2 separate regions of the Homo sapiens genome follow, and region 1 is linked to region 2. Evidence: chromatin loops called from intact Hi-C (ENCODE). Cell type or tissue: B cell. All regions are shown on one strand.

Region 1 (2,500 bases), 95 kb after region 2:
ACTTGAAATCGTTGATGACAGTCAAAAATTGCTTTCCATGATGATGCATTAAATACATTCTTCCTGCAAATTTGCTTAACCTCGTACAAAGCTTATTCATTTTCTATTCTGTAATTAGTCACTCATTTTTGGGTCCATACAAAAGATTTCCAAGGTGCTGTACACAGGAAACCTACTGGCTGCCTTTGAAATTACAGGTAATTAGCTGAGCCTTCCTATTCTACTTCCATAAGCTACATTACAAAATGTCATTGCTTTAGTCAAGTCTGCTCTGTGTTCTGCTTAATGATCCCATGTATGATGACCAGGGGAAAAGGCAGATGAGGAACTCAAATGTCCGCCTACTTTCCAAAAGCGCTTCAGAAATTCTCCTAACTCTAGTCCTCATACCAAGAAAAATGAGTTTGTTGTTGTTAAGGTCACTAGTATGTGTCTTGGAGAAAAATAACATCTAATGTTCTCAAGCAAACCCAAAACCACAGCAGTAACACCTCCTGAACTCTGACAAGCTTTTATACAGCATGCAAAAGGTCACTTACACATAGTATTAAGTCCCATTGTTAACTGCTCACTATACATTTGTTAAGTAAAAAGCTGTCTTCGTATTTAAAAGGTTTCATTAGTACTTTATAAACTCAAGGCTTTCAAATACCACCACCCTTAACAAACACTTACTGAAAGAGTAAATAGCTTCTTGCTAATACAGCATATATCCAAAAGAGATAACTGAGGAGAACAGCAAATCTTCCTATATGCTTGTTGCTTTTTATCATTATCAATATCCACACAACACCAGCCTAGCAAAACCCTGACAGGATGATGTCCTCAATGATGTACAGCAGGAGAGAAAACCCATTCTCCAGCAAGGACAAATAACCCACAGGGAAGGGGGAGCACAAAGGCATAAAGGGCAGCTTTCTGTCGTCTGAAAGGCGATTTGTTTTAGAGGAACAGGAGGATTTTATTGTTCACCTGATGTCTTTCATTAAGAACAGGAAACTACACTTCTCTGAATGGTTCAACTCCCCATTACTCCATGGAGTGCTGCGGGGGCCCTACCCAGGGGCAGGTGAGAAGAGTAACACCCAGAGTAGGTGGGAAAGAGCCAGATAGGGCCAAAGGCAGGAGAGCTAGGGAAACAGAGCAAAGTCATTTGGGAACAACGCTGAACCCAGAGTTCAGATAACTGATTCTACAACAATTTTTAGTGGCAGGTGCTTTCTGATGCACATGGCCCCTCAAAAGCTCACAGAGCACTGCAGAGCTCCTCAAGGACTGTACTGGGTAGCAGCCATTTAAGTTTGAATCACTGGAGTTCCTGCCCACTGGGAGTGGGGGAGATGCCTAGGGCGGGGAGGCTGCCAGGGCCAGGGAAACAGAAATAAAACCGGCCCAGCAAGACAGATGTGGTGCGGAGGGCCCACCGTGCCCAGAGACACCACTAGGGGAGAGAAGCGCAACTGAAACCCAGGAGCAGCCAGGCGCGGCAGGTCACGTCTGCAATCTCAGCACCTTGGGAGGCTAAGGAGCAGATTGCTTGAGCCCAGGAGCTCGAGACCAGCCTGGCCAACATGGCGAAACCCCGTATCTACTAAAAATACAAAAATTAGCCAGGCACGGTGGTGCACACCCATGGTTCCAGCTACTCGGCAGGCTGAAGTAGGCAGATCACCTGAGCCCAGGAGACAGAGGCTGCAGTGAGCAGAGATCATGCCCCTGCACTCCAGCCTGGGCAACAGAGCAAGACCCTGTCTCAAAAACAAACAAACAAAAAACACGAAAACCAGGAGCTTCTGCATGAAGCAGTATGGCTTGGCTATTCCCGGGACAGAATGTAAAGCCAGGAGGAGCAGCACCTGGCCCGCCATGTAGCTACAAGACAGGGAGGGCTCTAACTCACATAGCTTCACCTTGAGGGACAGGGCCAGAGGCTGGTCCACCTGGCACAATGGAGGAAGCAGCAACATCCTTCATCCCAGAACAGCAGAGCAAAGCCTGCGGGGATCCTAACAGGTGGGGTGGGAAGGGGGCTGGCTGTTCGACAGGCAGACCACAAATTCCGGAGAAACACGGGTCACACTAGATATGAATTACACACTTCTGCTGCCGAATGGTGGTGGGGAAGCACAGAAAGGATTGGAATTTCCATCCTTACAGTTCCCACCCCAGTGACCCAGGAGAGTGAGGGCTCAGGAATATGGTGGGGGAGGGGTGGTGTTTCAATCTTTGAGAGTTCCTGACCCACCTTCAGGGCCTAGGGACGTCCTTATTTGCCCCAAGGGTTCCTTTTCAAACTCTAAGGGAAGCACTTTTCTTCACAGAGACCTGCTCCACTACTGAAAAGCCTTTTTTTTTTTTTTTTTTTTTTGACAGAGTCTCACTCTGTCACCCAGGCTGGAGTGCAGTGAGGTGATCTCGGCTCACTGCTAACTCCACCTCCTGGGTTCAAGTGATTCTCCTGCCTCAGCCTCCCGAGTACTTGTGACTACAGGCACCACCA
Region 2 (2,500 bases):
AAAAACCTTACGCTATGTAAAAGAAGTCAGTCACATACATGATGCCATTTATAAAAAATAACCGGAATGGGCCATTTTATAGAGACAGAAAATAGACTAGTGGCTGCTTAGGCCTGGGGGGAAGGTAACAGGGGTAAATAGGAAGATGATAGCTAATGGATACTAGATTTCTTTTTGAGGTGATGAAAATGTACAAAACTCAACTGTGGTGACGGACACAAAACTGTATATGCTAACAGCCACTGAATTCTCTAATTTAAATGGGTAAACTGGTATGTGAGTTAATCTCAAAAAAGCAGTTTAAAGAAAGGGGGAAGTGAAATAAAGACACTTTCAGAAGAATAAGAGCTAAAAGAACTTTTCGCAAGAGACAAAAGGAAATTTGAAGGGTCTGAGATTTTACCTGCTTGCAAACTACCAAGCTATAACTTGTTTTTGACATTTTCATGGATGCTGGCAGAAGACAAGAGTCCTCATCAGAGAAACAGTGTAACAGTCACCCCTTATCAGTGGGGGATATACTCCAGGACCCCCTGCCAATGCCTGAAACCTCGGATAAAACCCAGCCCTATATGCACTCTGATCCATCTGATAACTGAACCAGCTACTAAGTCACTAATGAGGTGGTAGCATCTATGGCATGGAGACACTGAACAAAGGAACAATTCACGTCCTGGGCAAGACACATCAAGACAACATAAAATTTCATCACCCTGCTCAGAACGGTACACAAGTTAAAATAATGAATTGGCTGGGCACAGTAGCTCACGTCTGTAATCCCAGCACTTTGGAAAGCTGAGGTGGCAGCATTGCTAGAACCTAGCAGTTTGAGGCCAGCCTGGACAACATAGCAAGACCCCATCTCTACAAAATATAAAAAAATTAGCTGGGCATGGTGGAGTACACTTGTAATCCCAGCTACCTGGGAGGCTGAGGTAGGAGGATTACTTGAGCCAAGGAGGTCTAGGCTACAGTGAGCTGTGATCACACCACTGCACTCCAGACTGGGTGACAGAGTGGGACCCTGCCTCAAAGAAAAAAAAAATTATAAATAGTTTCTAAAATTTTCCATTTAATATTTTTGGGCCATGGTTGAACACGGGTAACTGAAACTGTGGAAAGTGAAAGCTTAAAGGGTAAACGGGGACTACCGCTTTTCCTACCCACAGCAGGAGCAGCTGTCAGCCTATTAGCATTGCTTGTACCGGTTACCTGAGCCTGTAATTCCTACAGGGCAATACAAAGACAGTCAGGTAAAAACTGCTGGAACAATAGGTTACATTACAAGAAAGGATCCCTGAGCTTGGGGATCCCAAATGCTTATAATGGGCATGCCTGCCCACATCCCATCTTTATCCTACAGCGCAGTAAACAAACTTACCTATGGCCTGGAGACACTATCTTGTCTCCGAGGCTAACTGCTTACACCAACACTACTGAAAAGACAGTCCACCACAAATGCGCTCACTCTCTTTTCCAGAGACATACAGAAATGCAAAAGATCCCTGGAGAACTCTCTCCCAACAAGACCCACTCCTTGTATTTATACTGTCTCGGCTTCTGTCAAATTTCCCTCTGAGTATCCACTCCATTAGCTACTCTGATCAATCTAATACAGGCTGGAACCAAATCCACTCAATTTGTCTCACACATCTAATAAAAGCTGCTATCAACAGGACTCCAATTATCATGATGAGCCAAACTAAAATCCTGACCTTAACCATGCTTCCCGGCATCCTGGACCCAGCCAGCTAAAGCAATACCATAAAACATCAGGGTCCACCTTAGCAAGCCACGTGGCTTTCTCCTGAAGCTTCTGGACATTTCCTTTTGGTTGGGGCCACTGACACGGATAATACAAGATGTGTTAGCAATTGCACGAACTGTGTCTTGGCCCAAAGGAGGAAATCTACAGCAATCCTATCATCCATTAATGAATGCTTCCAGATGCTTTTATGGATCACTTTAGAGAACGTCATGGACAAATTTCCTACCACCATGTCTATGGCTCTCACAGTGGGGAAAGCTACTTGTAGGATGCACACACATGGTGAGTCAATGATCCCTCTGGGGGGCTGCCCCAGATACTCAAGGGTAGACTCATTTTGGAGAGTTTGCCACTGTTCTATGAGGACTACAGGATCTGATGGAGTTTTTTTCTTTACATACTCAAAGTTCTCTGATGATCACTGCTAAGGTGCAAGTCACTATGCTTCTAGGAGGAAGACAAGGGAGATAATACCTGCCCTTCACAGAGGGAGAGTGCAGTCTCAGTGTTGCATTGGTCCTGGAAAGTGCTGCTTACAATTACCAGTGAGCCCTGCATCATAGGGGCATAGGCTGACAGTGCCTTCAACAGAGCTTTCTAGATGGCTATGGCTCTTAAAGGTCTACAGCTCAGTTCAATCACTGAGTCTTGCCCTTGTTTTTGGAAGAACTGCCTGACAGTGGTCAGTCCAATCTATCCTGTTTGCCTGCTCCACCAGTCAGGTGGCACTCA

What was found. Hi-C counts contacts between places; a loop is a spot of excess contacts. Peaks named below come from ENCODE experiments on the same cell type or tissue, not always from the same donor. Only the 100,000 strongest peaks of a DNase experiment are listed, where the experiment ranks them.
Region 1: it touches region 2 in a loop (1.9-fold over the local background); 2 of 110 quality-filtered maps call a loop at or near these places.

What each region holds. Positions count from the first base shown.
Region 1 is chr6:4,788,349-4,790,848 of GRCh38, reverse strand. All of the region lies in intron 1 of CDYL (chromodomain Y like), which reads right to left. Among named protein-coding and RNA genes, the nearest start is that of CDYL, 13 kb to the right of the region's middle. RefSeq lists an enhancer at 1,581-2,125. In B cell, CTCF peaks have their summits at 1,016, 1,221 and 1,421; a DNase peak (open chromatin) is centred at 1,458; H3K4me3 peaks cover 486 bases; H3K27ac peaks cover 550 bases.
Region 2 is chr6:4,883,543-4,886,042 of GRCh38, reverse strand. All of the region lies in intron 1 of CDYL (chromodomain Y like), which reads right to left. Among named protein-coding and RNA genes, the nearest start is that of CDYL, 110 kb to the right of the region's middle. In B cell, no CTCF peak of the experiment used is centred here; a DNase peak (open chromatin) is centred at 1,182; H3K27ac peaks cover 1,067 bases.